Linked DNA regions of Homo sapiens: region 2 is linked to region 1. Evidence: chromatin loops called from intact Hi-C (ENCODE). Cell type or tissue: OCI-LY7. All regions are shown on one strand. Links, peaks and the distances in the headings refer to the core of each region. The heading gives the core; the rest is flanking DNA.

Region 1 (8,325 bases), core at 99-8,098:
GTGTCACCTAAACTTGCCCCCAGAAGGGTAACTTGCAAATCAAACTGTACTTGTTTTTGTCCTAATTAAAACCATGCCAGAGGCCGGGCGTGGTAGCTCATGCCTGTAATCCCAGCACTTTGGGAGGCCGAAGCGGGCAGATCACGAGGTCAGGAGATCGAGACCATCCTGGCTAACACGGTGAAACCCCGTCTCTACTAAAAATACAAAAAATTAGCCGGGCGTGGTGGCGGGTGCCTGTGGTCCCAGCTACTCGGGAGGCTGAGGCGGGAGAATGGTGTGAACCCAGGAGGCGGAGCTTGCAGTGAGCCGGGATCGCGCCACTGCACTCCAGCCTGGGCGACAGAGCGAGACTCCGTCTCAAAAAATAAATAAATAAATAGATAGATAGATAAATGAAACCAGGCCAGAAAATCACCTGAAACTTGAGCAAGAGAGAGAGAAGGAGAGGTAACTACCACCCAAAGAAGTTCCTCTGGATCTAAAGAAGATTCCAACTCACCACATCATCTCATCCCCATACGCCTTTGGGGGCTTCATAGCATTTTCTCCTTGGGGGAACCTAACCTCCTAAACATCCAACTTAAACAAACCCTCTTTAAAACAGCCTTGCTTAGCAGTATGCCTCCTGCCAGGAGGGACACAGGGCACTGAGCAGGAGCTGGTCTGTGTGCCACCTCCAGGGCCTACACCTGGCACCTGCAAGTCTCCAGCAGCCAAGGAAACCTCTCGCTCCTGCTGAGCCACTTTGCAGCTCTCCAAAGGACCCAAAGGTCTGGCCGCCGATTCCCAGGGGAGGGCAGGACTTATCGAAAGCAGGCGTGGAGACCTGGTTTAACCAGTCCAGCAGGTTGACAGATGGATGGACGCTGAGAAGGGTGGCTCCCGATCCCACCTGGAGGCAGCAGCTAAGCCAGCCCTGCAGCCATCCAAGCTCTGCAAAGGAGTGGAGGTCTCAGTGACAGGTGGAAAAAAGGCCCCAAGAGGACAAAAGAATGCTATTTTTAAAGCCTAATCTGGGCCAGGCATGGTGGCTCACACCTGTAATTGCAGCACTTTGGGAAACTGAGGCCAATGGATTACCTGAGGTCAGGAGTTCAAGACCAGCCTGGCTAACATGGTGAAATCCTGTCTCTACTAAAAATACAAAAATTAACTGGGTGTGGTGGCATGTGCCTGTAGTCCCAGCTACTCAGAAGGCTGAGGCAGGAGAATCACTTGAACTATGGGGATGGAGGTTGCAGTGAACTGAGATTGTGAGATCGTGCCACTGCACTCCAGCCTGGGCAACAGAGCACATGAGACTCCGTCTCAGAAAAAAATAAAAAAGGCTAATCTCTAAATTCCAAAAGGAAACAGGATTCTATCAACTGGTTCAACTGAGAAGAGAAAGGCCATTCGAGCCCCTTGCCAAGCACTCAACAGCCCAGGAGGCACCAGCACCCACCCACAGAGGGATGGTGACAAAGACTTCGGGACTGTGGCCAGATGGCCCTGGAGTCCCTGCAGGACCCTGCAGAAAGGGCCGCCAGGGACATCTGTCATCCTGGCCACACTTACGTCTGTGGAAACTGATGGCTATCAGCCTCATAAATGTGATTTCACCAGTTAAGACTCCAGCCCCGATGGCACGAGCCAGCAGCCAGAGTCCCTATCCACGGGAAGCAGGGGGCTGGGCACAGCTAGTCCTTGTCCTCATGGTCAATCCAGGCAGCAGAGAAACTGCGCCAGGCAGCCCTCTGACCTCCCGTCATGGTGCTGATCCAGAACTATGCACAATGATTCCAACAACGTGTCCTCAGAGTGAATTACGAGAAAGTGAACCCATCCTAATGCACTGAAGCAACGCTTCCAGCACGGAGAGCATCCAGGGTCTGGGTGCTTGTCCCACCAGGATAGCAGATTCTTTCTGACCCTCTGCAAGCCCCTCGGCCAGCTCCCACTCCTCCTGTGCACCCACTCCTCAGCCTCCCTGGGTAAGCTGGGAAGGTGGCCAGGGTACAGAAACAGCACTGGGTGTTAAGGCCGGGGATCTGGACAAGTCGTGTTTCACCCTGGCACCTGTCAGATGGGGTGCTCACCTGCCCATGCAGTCACCTGCCTGTGTGGCCTGGGCTTGTGGTTCTCTGGGTGTCCCCATCTTGGCCCCCTGACCGGCCGCAGGGGTCCCTGCGATGACTTGGAGGGGCAGCTGGAAAGGCTGTTCTGGTGGCTGGGTGGGAGGGGTGACGCTCAGAGGGTTCAGGGCAGGAAGAGGGGCCTCCCATGGGTGTGCCCAAAGCCAACCTCACCTAGGGCTGAGCTGCCTTGAGGGGCGCCTGTTTTTCTCTCAAAATGTGGAATCCTCTACCCCTGCACCTCTGTGCCCATACTGACCACCAGGCCCAGAACATCAGGGCGCCACCTCCCCTTTCCAGACACAGGGCCAGGCCCATGGGCTGCAGGATGAGAGTCCCTTGGGTGGGGGACCTTTGTGGCATAAAAGGGAGATTCACAACCCAGGAAAATAAAGTCGGAAGAGACACTATGTCCAGAGGCAGCCAAGTGAAACACCAGTCCCAGTGGCCAATCTCCCCCATGTCCCCGTCTGGATTGTTCCAGAACCCTGAGGCGTGCAGACCCGCTGCGTCGCATGGTCTCTACCTGTAGTTAGTACCCACGCCCACCCTGGGATTGAAAACGTGCCCCTCTTGGGTGCCTGCCACTGACTTCACTTCCCCCACCCTGTGTGTCTCCAGGGGAAAGGCACACTCTCCCCCCGGGCCGCATGTGGGGCTGGGATGCGGACCCAACTTTCCTGCTGCTTTGCCTCGACGCCAGGCCACGCAGTCCACAGGAGGCGGGAACGACAGGTACCTCGGTGACTGGGCACCGCACTCAGAGCAGCAGAAACAAACCTGGTGCAGTCAGAAAGCCCAAGTCCCGATGCACTGGTTACCAGCAGCGGACACAGGCACAGCAAACCACAGACAGCAAAACTTAGTGCTGGCCGGGCTGGAGCCACTCCAGAGCGCTTCAGAACATGTGGGGCGCCCCTCCTCACCCCCAACCCCAGCTCCCCGTGCTGCCCCTCCCCCAGGGTTTGCAGGGCACCAACCCTCTCCTCCCTCCTAGGAGATGCCACCTCACCTGGGACCAGGACAGCCCCAGCCTCCATCTCCAGTCCGGCCCTCCTAGCCCCCCAGGGCAGGACAGATGCCAGGGCCAACTGTCCTGAGACCAAGCTCCACTTTACCCCTGGACATCTCTGTACCCAAAGCCTCCTAAAACACCTAACCCCCCCCACCCAACCAGAGGTCCCTCACCACCCACACAAGCAATGCCCCTTCCTCTACCAAGGGCCCCCCAGAGGGCCAGGAGCCTCCCCCTACCCCAGCCCTCCTCTGGCCAGTGCTCCCGCCACCCCACAAGTGCCAAGGATCCCTGAACACACCTGGCCCCTCACACCCATGTGCTTGCATTCCTGCCCTGGCCTAGAATGCTCTTTATCATCACCCACCATACCCACCCCACCCGCCCACTTCCACCTGTCCTTCCACAAAAACAGGGGCAGGGAGGAGGGGCCCACCAGGCAGGTATGGCCTGTGGGTAGAGCTACAGCAGGTGACAGTGTGGACCCAGGCAGAGAAAGGTGTGCATAGGGTGGTGGGGAAGGGAGAGCACAGGACACACAGAGCTGGGGCAGGAGCCGGGCGTGGGGCAGCTGGGGAGGGGCTGGCGGGATGCTGGGGTGGGGCTGGCAGGATGCTGGGGAGGGGCTGGCAGGATGCTGGGTATCAAGGCTGGCTTCTGCTTGACGGTGAGCCCAGAGGTTCCCATTACATTATTAAAAATAACGAAAATATGGCTGGGTGAGGTGGCTCACGCCTATAATCCTAGCACTTTGGGAGGCCGAGGCGGGCAGATCACCTGAGGTCAGGAGTTCAAGACTATCCTGCCAACATGATGAAACCCCATCTCTACTAAAAAAATACAAAAATTAGCCCAGGGTGGTGGTGCACGCCTGTAATCCCAGCTACTTGGGAGGCTGAAGCAGGAGAATTACTTGAACCCAGGAGGCAGAGGTTGCAGTGAGCTGAGATCGCGCCACTGCACTCCAGCCTGGGTGACTGAGCAAGACTCCATCTCAAAAAAATAAATAAAAATAATGAAAATAGACAAAAGAGGACTATGCACAGACGCCCAACAGCAGCACAGACCCCAGGCCAATGACGCATCCCATTCTATGCCCCGGAAGCCCAAATGATGAAAAAGGGAAGAGGTCTCAGCCCACAAGCCTCCTCCCTTAGAAGGCTGCCCCAGCACTGAACAGCCTGCTACGGGAAGTCACTTAATGCAACACTAGCCCACCTCTGCCCGCCCGCCATGGGACTCTCGGTAGGCCCTGCGGCAGGGGTTGGGGGGCGGTCCCACCTGCCCTCCCTGTGCGGCAGGCCCAGCGGAGAAGAGGCAGTCAGAGAACACCTGCCAAATGGCCAAGAACAACAACGTCCCTTTCACCGTCCAGCTGCAGAAATGGGGATGTCTCTCGCCAAGACCGCCTGCAACAAGGGCCGCCCGCAAGGAAGCTTCTGCTTGATGTGAGGTTCCGGGGAAAAGGAACCAGGCAGGGGAGAATCCCGTGATGGTTCATCAGGCCTCAAAGTCAGAACTTACGACTTTTTAAACGTTTCAGTACAATTTACCTTTCTGCTACTGGTACTGGTAAAGAGGAAAGGTCTGCAAATCAAATAACAGTAAACAAGATATCGATGTTACTTAAGCAAACACGTTACTCTCAAGTATTTGAGAACGGTGTGGATAAAACCAATTCCTTTTATGTTTTTGTTCAAATGCTTTCTTTTCTGAAAGCCCGCATGGAGAGTTCTAATTTAGGTTATGTTGGTGAACAAAAATAATCACAATGTGGGGTTTATATCTTCTAATTATACAGAATTTAGGACAAAATATTCATGTAAGTGATTCTGGAATACTTCATAAATAGGTCATATAGGCTCTTTTTATTGCCAAAATTCTTGAAACTCAGTGCAGCAGAGTCATTGTCTCCATGTGGAACTGAAAGCAAGGCAGGCAGCCAGCAGCCCCTCCACGATGCCGGCCACATCCTGGAGGTGCCGGGCGCGGTGTCAGCCAACAAATCAGCCGACACTGGGGTTTTTAAAGCCCCTTGCAGAGCTGGTCACCATACATGTGGGCCGCAGAATTCCAAGACTCTCGGGAGAGAAATTTTGCTTCTGCAGGCGTAGAGGATGTGGTTCCTCCCTGGTGCAGTCGGAACAGTGAAAACATTCAGGAAAGTAACTGAATCGAGCCCCTCCCGGCTGTGAATGACTGAGTTCACCACACAGCCACAGTGGGGCTTCTTCACCTTGCTCGCCATGACTCAGTGCTAACAGCCCACTTCATCCTTTTTTTTTTTTTTGGAAACAGGGCCTCCTCCCTATGTTTCCCAGGCTGGCTTCAAACTCCTGGGCTCTATGGATCCTCCCGCCTTAGCCTCCCAAGGAGCTGGGACCACAGACACGCACCCCTGCACCCAGCTCTGCTGTTTTTAATCGTACAATTAAGCAGTCAGTTATTTAAAAATACACACTTGCCCAACTTAAAAGAACCACACTTATTTATCAATTATGCCAGCTGGGCTGGTGGCAGTAGCAGTGGGCCTCATTCCCTAGGGCACTCTGGGGGCGCAACCCTATGGGGACTGTCCCCCAACTATGGCACCACCTAACCTGAGCCCCGGTGGCCCTGCTGAGCTGGGCGTCAGGATGAGGTCTCGACTCCCGTGACATCAACCAACTTTCCTGGAATGTGCCGTGATGCCCTTGACAAGTGTGGGGACTTGGGGGCGAGAGGGAGGGCCTTGCTGTGTCAAGCCTGCAGGCACAGGAGGGGACACACCAGTCCTGGGCTGGGCCCCAATGTCCACTGATATCACAGATGCTTTCTGACTGTCCCTGGGCATGGCTAACTGAGGGGTGCGGGGGCTGAGGGGTGCGGGGGTTGGCCTTTCTGGGTTTTTTTTTTTTTTTTTTTTGAGACAGAGTCTCGCTCTGTCACCCAGGCTGGAGTGCAGTGGCTTGATCTTGGCTCACTGCAACCTCCGTCTCCCGAGTTCAAACGATTCTCGTGCCTCAACCTCCAGAGTAGCTGGGATTACAGGCACCCACCACCACACCCGGCTAATTTTTATTTTTAGTAGAGACAGGGTTTTGCCATGTTGGCCAGACTGGTCTCCAACTACTGACCTCTGGTATTCCACCTGCCTCAGCCTCCCAAAGTGCTGGGATTACAGGCGTGAGGCACCGTGCACGGCCCGGGGGTGGCCTTTATGAGGGATGCAACCTAGGACTTCAGCAATGTCCGTTAGCCTCTGCCTCATGGAGCTTCAGTAACGTCGTCCAAATGAATTTGGTAAATCTGTCCAAAACAACAAACCCCAACTCCCACCTCAGCCTCCCAAGGAGCTGGGACTACGACATGCACCACCACACCCAGCTAATTTTTTATTTTTAGTAGAGATGGAGTCTCACTATGTTGCCCAGGCCGTTCTCAAACTCCTGAGCTCACGCAATCCTCCCCCTCTCAGCCTCTCAAAGTGCTGGGACTACAGGCATGAGCCACTGCACCCAGCCCTGTTAATTTCTGTTTAAGTCCCTGAAGAGAGAATTTAAGATAACGAGAGATTTCACTATCACACACTGGACCCCGCGGCTGAGAGGGCAGCAGTTTCCCACCTTAGGCCATTCCAGGGCTCTTGCCTTCTCTGGCTGTTTTTTGGGTTTGTTTGTTTTTTTTTCTTTTTCTTTTTAGACAGAGTCTTGCTCTATCACCCAGGCTGGAGTCCGGTGGCACGATCTTGGCTTACTGCAATCTCCGCCTCCCAGGTTCGTGCAATTTTCATCCCACAGCCTCCTGAGTAGCTGGGATTACAGGCACCCACCACCATGCTGGCTAATTTTTGTATTTTTAGTAGAGACAGAGTTTCACCATCTTGGCCAGGCTGGTCTCAGACTCCCGACCACAGACAATCCACCTGCCTCGGCCTCCCAAAGTGTTGGGATTACAGGCATGAGCCAGTGTGCCCGGCCTCTGGCTGTTTTTATAAACTAGTAGTGTCCATCGTCCTTAGCTGTCCTCAGACAACACTGTGGACTCTCCCCCAATCTCTCTGAGCTCCTCCTCCCCTCACCCAAGCACGCCCTGGCGGGACCTCTGCTGCTCTCTCCCTCCCCTGTTGACACTCACCTGGGCCCAGCCCGGGTTTCTCCCCTCCCATTCCCCTCTACCAGGCCACCAAACCAGGCCAGTCACGAGCAACAGGCAGACACCAGCTGACTGGGTGTTAACGGCAGCAGCCCAGGCCTGGTCACACACACAGTGGCCCAGGTCACCTCCTCCTTGGGACGCGCTCCTGGCCAATCCCAGCCCTCGGGGTTAGTGGAGCGCTCACCCATCCCCGGCACCTTCTCAGCTCTCTGCCAAGGACTGGCTGGAGGAAGGACACTGGGAGAGGTCCCCAGTACTCCCGAACCCCACCCACTAGCCACCTTCCCCCAGCTTCCCAATCAAAGCCTCCCACCAAGAGGAATCAGGCCGAGGGCCATCCATGTGGCCCCAGAGCTGTCACAGTCAGACTCCCAGCTCCGCCCCTCTGGACGCAGGAGGCACGCAGGGCACAGGGCTGTCCAGGCGGCCCAGTAGCTGGTGTAGATGTGGGGGCAGGGCTCTGGCCCCCCAGGCCAAGGCTCTCCTGACTGCCACGGCTCTGCCCACCCGGGCCAACAGTAGGCAGGAATCAACCAGACTCAGGGCTCCCAACCAGGCCAGGACCCATCCTGCAAGACTGCCGTGGGAGTTACAGGAGGCGACACGGCCTCCCCACCAATACATGCCGCAGGAACCAGGCAGCAGGGAGGGCCACGAGGGGAGCTGGCTGAAGGGGTAGGGAGAAAGCTGCAGAAAGGGTGTTGACAGGAGGCCTCTCTGAGGGGCTGAGGGAGGGGAGGCAGTCAGGCTGCTGGGGAGCAGGGCAGGGGCTGAGGTCCTGGCAGTGCAGCAGGCCTCAGGGTGCACACAAAGCAGGTGGGTCACCTAGAAACCTGAGGAGTGGGCTGGGCCAGAAGAGTTAAGGATCCACCCCATGAGGCTGAGGAGTGATCTTCCAAAATACTTAAATAAAGCAAACAGAGCGGGACTGGGGGGTAGCCACAGGGCATGGGCCCTGCAGGCAGAGCTGGGAACTCTCAGACACCCGCTTACTCACCTGCAAAGCAGGGGCAGCATGGGCCCTTCCAGGGTCACTGCAGAGGTGGCAGCCACCCC
Region 2 (8,325 bases), core at 15-8,014, 180 kb before region 1:
TGGTACCTGAGACCCAAACCAGAGGGTCTCCGAGGGCTGTCCCGCCCCGACACCCACACCACTCTGACTGGCAGCAACACATACGCTGTCCTGCAAGGCTCCCAGCTATGTGGTGCTGCTTCTGGACCACAAACTCCCTGCTACAGGGGCTGCATTTTGTCTCATGTCACACTCCTCACAGCCCTCGGAGCACTGAGAACCCAGTAGGGGCTGAGGCAATTACTGGGTCAAACGGACATCTCTGGAAATAGGTCTTGGAAACAGCATTTTTACAATGATTTTTTCCCGCACATAACAAAAGCAATGTGTGTTTATTATAGAAAACAGAAAATATGAAGGAAATGGAAGTATTTTGAAATTGTCCTGGCCAGGCGCTGTGGCTCACGTCTGTAATTCCAGCTCTTTGGGAGGCCGAGGCGGGCAGATCACCTGAGGTCAGGAGTTCGAGACCAGCCTGGCCAACATGGTGAAACCCCGTCTCTACTAAAAATACAAACATTAGCCAGGTGTGGTGGTGGGCACCTTTAAAAAAAAGAAAGAAAGAAATTGTCCAACACAGAGAAGTCAAGCCACGCACCACATAACGACATTTTAGTCAACAACAGACCACATATAGGACCATGGTCCTGTAAGACTATAATGCAGTTGAAAAATTCCTGTCACCTAGTGATGTCACAGCCAAAGTTACATCACATCACAAAGCATACTCCTGTGTTTGCGGTGATGCTGATGTAAGCAAATCTACTGCACTGCCAGTCCTATAACAGTATAGCACATACATTATGTACTGTACGTAATACTTGATCATAATGAACAACTATGCTACTGCTTTATGGATGTATTCATTGTACTAATTGTATTATACTTGTTTTTTTATTTGAGACAGAGTTTTGCTCTTGTCATTCAGGCTGGAGTGCAATGGTGTGATCTCGACTCACTGCAGCCTCTGCCTCCAGGGTACAAGCGATTCTCCTGCCTCAGACTCCTGGGTATCTGGGATTACAGGTGCCCACCACCACGCCCGGCTAATTTTTGTACTTTTAGTAGAGACGGGGTTTCACCATGTTGGCCAGGCTGCTTTCGAACTCCTGACCTCAGGTGATCTACCTGCCTTGGCCTCCCAGAGTGCTGGGATTACAGGATTACACTGTGCCTGGCCTATTGTACTATACTTTTTATCATTATTTTAGAGTTATGTTCCTTCTGCTTGTTTAAAAAACAAAATACAATAAAAGCTGTAAAACAGCCTCAGGCAAGTCCCTAGTCCTTCAGGAGGCATTCCAGAAGAAGGCAATGTTATCATGGAAGATGATGATTCCATGCATGTTATTGCCCCCGAAGACCTTCCACTGGGGCAAGATGTGGAGGTGGAAGCCAGTGGCACTGACGGTCCCGACCCTGTGTCGGCCTAGGCTAATGTGTGTGTCTGTGTCTTAGTTTTTAACAAAAAGCTGAAAAAGTAAAAAATAAAAAATTTTAAAAAGAGAAAAAAGCTTACCGAGTCAGGATATAAAGAAAAATATCTTGGTGCAGCTGTACAACGTATTTGTGTTCTAAGCTATGTGTCAATAGAAAGGAGTCAAAAAGTTTTTTAAAAATCAAAACGTTTATGAAGTTTAAAAGTCACAGCAAGCTAAGGTTAATTTACTACTGAAGAAAGAAGGTGTGTTTATGAATCTAGTAGAGCCTAAATGTAGAGTGCTAATGACATCTACACGATGCACAGTGAGGACCCAGACCTTCCCATTCACTCACCCTTCATTCACCGACCCACCAAGGGCACCGTCCAGTCCCGTGAGCGCCAATCGCACCAGCTGCCCTACACGAGTATGCCATTTTATCTTTCATTCTGTATTTGTACTATACCTGCTCCATATTTAGAGATGTTTAGATACAAAAATACCAACCATTGTGTGACAACTGCCTGCAGTATTCAGAACAGTACCATGCTGTACAGGCACATAGCCTCAGAGCAACAGACGGTGCCGTACAGCCTAGGTGTGCAGCAGGCGACACTGCGCTAACTCTACCTGGGTTTGTATAAATGTGCTCTGTGATGTTCACACAGGGACCAAATCACCTAAGGACACATGTCTCAGAAGGCGTCCCCGTCGCTAAGTGATGCATGACTTTCGGAGCGGCTCCGCCACCCTGGCAGCCAGCCATCACCGAGGCCCATTTCCCCTCTCTCCTTCTTGCTGCTTCTCACTCAATCCTGGCCCTGCCCAGCTTCCCCTCAGGACTCATCACACTGAGCTCTTTCTTCTTGCTCCCTCCTCTGCCTCCTGCCAGCCTCTCTGCATGCCCCAGACTCTTCTGTGTGTTCCCAACTCTGCTCCCCAAAGCCGAGTCCTCAGTCCTCCTTCCTTCTCTTATGAAAAATCATGCTCTCTCCTGACCTCCTCCACCCGAGTAAACGGTTCTCAAACACGTGCCTCCAAGCAAAACCACTGCCAACTCTCAGCCACGAATCCACCACCTCACGTCAACGGGTTCCCCCAAAAAATCAGCTGTGCCCCACCGGCCACTCCTCACACCCACTCTTCGGTCCCCACCCTTGGACAACATCACTCTCTACCAGTCACACAAAAATAGACAATGTGCTCATCCCTGCCTCGTACCTCTCCCTCGAGCCCTCTTCTGGCGGCCCCTGGCTCTCACTGGCCCATGTCCTGGCATCGAAAACCCTCTGTCCCACTAACTTAAATCGGGGCTCCATTTTCTCTCATTCTGACCATGTATCTCCTGTGACCACCTCCAGAACTGCCATCCACCAACAGGAGGGTCAGCCTCGTCTCCTCCCTGAAGCACACCACCCACCCACGTCTCCACATCCTCTAGGTCACCTTGGAAACCTCCCACACATCTCTCTTCTCCTGTCCATCAGCCCTGGCCCTGACCCATCCCCTGCTCCTGAGAAGAACATGACAGTTGCACCGGCTGCCCCAGGGTTTGGCCTCAGCTCTGTCGTCCTGTGCCCATCAGAGGATGGGTCACTCCCCAGCTGAACATCCTTCAAGGTCTTCCTACAGGCCTTGGGGAAGAACTCGTATGCCTTCAGGTCCTATGAGGCCTGTGCAGTGTCCTCCTGCCCCTCTCGGCTCACACATCCCCTCTCGGGAGGGCTCTTTTTTCCCACCTTTTGCAAAGTGTGGCACAGGGTCCGTTTTGAATATCTACTGAACTAACTGAATTGCAAGCACTTCCTGACAGTCCCCTTCCTCTCTCTCTCCTCCCCACGGCCATGGTTCTCACCCGACATCCTGGCTGGCCTCGTCCTACCCATGCAATCTCAGGCCAGTTCCTTGACCTGAGCCTCTGTCTCTGGCACACAGCAAGAGGTCAATAAACAGTAGCAGGAGGTCTGATCAGGTCACTCCTGCTCAGAAACCTTCCCTACTCCAAACACAAAAGAGCCTCAAGCCAAAACTCCTGCAGCCACCATCCTGAACACTGACCCTCACCTCCCATCCCACCACGCAGCCGCAGCTGTGCCCACTCCTTCCATCCATACCACCCCACCACACAGCCACAACTATGCCCACTGCTTCCACGCACACCATCCCACCATACAGCCACAGCTGTGCCCACTACTTCCACGCACACCTCTGTTCTCAGGTAGCCAGCGACCCGCCAGGCTCCCAAACACACCCTGTACTCCTCCTCACTCAGGCTGTGTTCAAGCCACCCTGTGCCAAGAAGGCCTTGTCCCAGCCCCTGACTACAGAACACGCCCCACACCCCAGGTAACCTTCAAAGTCCACTTTAATGTCATCTCATGTCCTCAGTGAAAACTCCCCTTTCCTTGCCTATACTGCCACAGGGCTTCCTGGCCCCTCCGTGGCCCGCTTGGCACCAGCATCCTTGCGGCAGAAGCTCCTGGCTGGTCTGTCTCCCTCAGCAAACGAAGTCCCTCGGTAGCAGGAGTAACACCAGGCTCACCTTTGCACACGCCCCAGGGCCTCATGTGCAAACAGAGCGCATCCCATAACTGCTTGTTCCATTTAATTCTCTTCCTCACTGTGCACGTGTGTGAATGATTAAGCATTTTAAAGGTACACCGTATCTTTGAAGGAATTAACTTCCAAGAACACAGCACATTCTCTCACGACAAAACCCAGCTAGGTGACACCCTCTTAAAAGCTAGTGAGCTGCTGTAAAGGTGGCCTTTTCTCTCAGCTATTTAAAAGCATGACGGCTGAGGCAGGCACATCTGGCTGATGCACAAGCTGTTACAGTGGCTCTAGTGACTGGTTTTGGAACACAAAACTAACTCACTATAGAGATTAATTCTAAGAGAAAACAAAATGCGGCCCACAGCCAACAACCCTCTACCAGCCCTTCCAGGAGGCAGCTGTGGCCGCACAGGAATCACCTACTGCACCATCAATAAACCTGAGAACTTGGCAGCAGCCAGACCCAGTCTCAAAACAGAAGAGGTGGCGCTCTGTGCTCTTCCTCCACCCCGAGAAAGCAACTCCCAAGGCCCCAGACGTGAGCAGGAAAATAGTCATAGATTCTATAAAACTGTGGTTGTCTCTGAACCTTTCTTCCTCCCAGATCCCTTCCGTATTCGGAAAGAAGCAAGGCCAGATCTCCTCTTGACTCCCGACCCCAACAGCATAATGTAGGGAGTCCCAGGCAACTCGCTAGCCTCCCGCCCCAAACACATTCACGTGAAAACAAGGGCAGCGGGTGCACCAAGCCCTCGCGGAGGAGCTGCCACCCCTAAGAGAGCCACAGTGACACCAAGGGACCCACCCCCTTTCCAAGACCGGGTCCTCTGCCCTGTCCTCTCCACACATCCCGAGCCACTGATGGCTTTCAGCCAAGGATCAGGAGCTCATCCAGACGACTGCAATAAACATCACTCGCCTCATCTAGGTGAAAGCCTTAGAGCCAGCAAGCCTATTTTATTTTTTAGTTTAGTAAAAATGTTTGATAAAAGAAGGCCCATTTCAAACCAGCACAGCAAGGAGTAGAGGCCCAGGTGCAGAAAGCTGCACGGCACACTTAAAAATTCTATCAGCATCGGCCGGGCTCCGGTGCACACAGCGCACATGAGAAGGAAGAGGATGGCGGAGGGCGAGGCAGCGCTCAAATGAACCCAAGCATGAGCAAGAACACCCAGGAGGGACCCGTGGGAACAGAGCGGATGCAGTCGGGGGCCCAGAAATATCAGGGGCCCCGAAGCCGGAAAGGGCTCTGCCTTGGATGGGCCTGAAGGTGAACCCGTTCCCCTAGGAGCTCGGGGCCTTGAGCAGAGGCCCACCTTCCCCACTGCAGGCCGTTTACGGAAGGCAGACTCAGGGAGGAGAGGGCGCCCAGCAATGCCTGGCCCTGCCCCGGGGGGCTGCCATCAGTAACAACACAGACGTTCTCAGCCTCTACTTCCTACTTAATAAGGAAACCCACAGGTATTCTAAGCAACTGGACTCAAAGGGCCTACGTGCCCCTTCATGAACCGCAGCACTCGGGGTGGAATTTCCATGTTTATCACCAGAAAAGAGGAAACATTTCAGAAAGGGGGAACAAAAAGTCTGGGGATACTCAAAATGAAAGTTCCCCACAGCACGGGGCCCAGAAATGGGAAGAGCCCAGGCAGCCCTGTTCCCTCTGGGCCTCCTGATACCTCTGCCTCTTGTCTGCAAAGAGAACACCAGGGGGGACCTAGAACAAGCTGCTCACCTCACTCCAGAAGAATCTCTGCTGCCGAGCACAGCAAGCCTGGTTTTCCCCCAGCCTGGAGGAGCCAGGCCTCAGGCTGAGCTCAGCAGGGCTCCAAGGGCAGGCAGGCCCAGCAGGCAGCAGCCTGAGTTCAAACAGGAGGATGGGTGCGGGGGCGGGAGGAACACCTCCACCCAAGCCAGCCCACAGCAGGATCAGATTCCTGGTGAGTGAGTCAGCTTTCTCTGTAATAATTTCAACACCTGTTAAGTCCCCTAGGGAATGGAGGAGATAAGGATGAGGCTGTGATGGGTAAGGGCACAGACTTCTAAGGTTCAAACCCCAGCTTTGCCACTTATGAGCTGTGTGGCTTTGAGCACGTAGCTCAGCTTCTGAGTTTCCTCATTTGTAAAATAGGGACCACACGGTACCACCCCCAGCTGCTATGAGGACTACACGTGTGGTTGCATGTACAGTGTCTAGCCCGCCGGGTGCAGTGGCTCACACCTGTAATCCCAGCACTTTGGGAGGCCAAGGTGGGCGGATCACCTGAGGTCAGGAGTTCGGGACCAGCCTGGCCAACACGGTGAAACCCCATCTCTACTAAAACACACACACAAAAAAATGAGCTGGGTGTGGCGGCATGAGCCTGTAGCCCCAGCTACTGGGGAGGCTGAGGCAGGAGAACTGCTTGAACCCGGGAGGCAGAGGTTACAGTGAGCTGAGATGGCACCATTGTATTCCAGCCTGGGTAACAGGGCAAGACTCCATCTCCAAAAAAAATAAAAATAAGTGCCTAGCCCAAGGGAAGCACTCCACAGACAATCCCTAGCGTGAGGTGTGACACCAAGGCCCCAGCCACCTCAGTTCTGAGCGCTGCAGGGAACACCTGCTCTGAGCCTGCTCCGCACACAGACACGCTCCCCGACTCCTCAGGAAAAAGAACTACGCAGGTGGGTCATCTTGTGCTCCCAGGGCCAAGCACGGTGACATTCCCCACCCTGTGACAGGACACGGGCTCCTGTTCCTGGGCTCCCCACTGCACCTAGAAGCACTGCACGATGCAGATCTCCACGGCCTGTGTTCAGGGGGTGAAGGGCTGAGCTGAGGAGGGGCAGAGATGCTGAGCCTGCCAGAGAAGGAAAGGAGGGGCAGGTGTCACTCTCAGGCCACAGAGCCAGGACAGGCCCCTGCAAGTGAGCACTGCCCTTGTCCTAGCCACAGGCAGGCCGTGCTACACTGTGGCCGTTCAGGGAAAGAAAAACAGAGATGACTTCTTTTCAACACAAATGCCCATCCATCAACAAGTGGATAAAGGAAGTGTGGTGTGGCCACATGCAGTGGCTCATGCCTGCAATCCCTGCACTTTGGGAGGCCAAGGCAGGAGGATCAGGAGGTCAGGAGATGGAGATCATCCTGGCCAACATGGTAAAAATACAAAAATTAGCTGGGCATGGTGGTGAGCACCTGTAATCCCAGCTACTCAGGAGGCTGAAGCAGGAGAATAGCTTGAACCCAGGAGACAGAGGTTGCAGTGAGCCAAGATCACACCACTGCACTCCAGCCTGGTGATAGAGTGAGACTCCCATCTCAAAAAAAAAAAAAAAAAAAAGTGCGGTGCATGTGTGTTTGTGTATATATGTATATATGTATATGTGTGTATACATATATATGTATATGTGTGTATACATATATATGTATATGTGTGTATACATATATATGTATATGTGTGTATACATATATATGTATATGTGTGTATACATATATATGTATATGTGTGTATACTATATATGTATATGTGTGTATACATATATATGTATATGTGTGTATACATATATATGTATATGTGTGTATACATATATATGTATATGTGTGTATACATATATATGTATATGTGTGTATACATATATATGTATATGTGTGTATACATATATATGTATATGTGTGTATACATATATATGTATATGTGTGTATACATATATATGTATATGTGTGTATACATATATATGTATATGTGTGTATACATATATATGTATATGTGTGTATACATATATATGTATATGTGTGTATACATATATATGTATATGTGTGTATACATATATATGTATATGTGTGTATACATATATATGTATATGTGTGTATACATATATATGTATATGTGTGTATACATATATATGTATATGTGTGTATACATATATATGTATATGTATATATACGATGGAATACTACTTAGCCATAAAAAGGAATGAATTACTGGCATTCGCAGAGACCTCGATGAGATTGGAGACAACAATTCTGGGTAAAGTAACTCAGGAATGGAAAACCAAACATCACCTGTTCTCACTCATAAGTGGGAGCTAACGGCTAGGCATGGTGGTTCACGCCTGTAATCTCAGCACTCTGGGAGGCCGAGGCGGGTGGATCACTTGAGGTCAGGAGTTCAAGACCAGCCTGGCCAACATGGTGAAACCCCATCTCTACTAAAAATACAAAAATTAGGCGGGCATGGTGGCATGTGCCTATAATCCCAGCCACTCGGGAGGCTGAGACAGGAGAATCACCTGAACCCGGGAGGCAGAGGTTGCAATGAGCTGAGATCGCGCCACTCCACTCCAGCCTGGGCAACAGAGCAAGACTCCATCTCAAAAAAAAAAAAAA

What was found. A loop is a pair of places that touch in the nucleus more often than their neighbours do. Peaks named below come from ENCODE experiments on the same cell type or tissue, not always from the same donor. Only the 100,000 strongest peaks of a DNase experiment are listed, where the experiment ranks them.
Region 2: it touches region 1 in a loop (2.4-fold over the local background); 3 of 110 quality-filtered maps call a loop at or near these places.

Annotation. Positions count from the first base shown.
Region 1 is chr22:46,589,545-46,597,869 of GRCh38, reverse strand. It overlaps a transcript of GRAMD4 not described here. Among named protein-coding and RNA genes, the nearest start is that of GRAMD4, 27 kb to the left of the region's middle. RefSeq lists a silencer at 4,308-4,367. In OCI-LY7, for the core only: no CTCF peak of the experiment used is centred there; DNase peaks (open chromatin) are centred at 4,339, 5,079 and 7,261; H3K4me3 peaks cover 3,787 bases; H3K27ac peaks cover 4,234 bases.
Region 2 is chr22:46,771,599-46,779,923 of GRCh38, reverse strand. The region is part of intron 1 of TBC1D22A (TBC1 domain family member 22A); the gene reads right to left. Among named protein-coding and RNA genes, the nearest start is that of TBC1D22A, 13 kb to the right of the region's middle. RefSeq lists enhancers at 2,154-2,233, 5,518-5,587, 5,628-5,707, 5,770-6,285, 6,286-6,800 and a silencer at 5,978-6,157. In OCI-LY7, for the core only: CTCF peaks have their summits at 4,398 and 5,256; DNase peaks (open chromatin) are centred at 2,133, 4,333, 5,133, 6,053 and 2 weaker places; H3K4me3 peaks cover 4,971 bases; H3K27ac peaks cover 4,993 bases.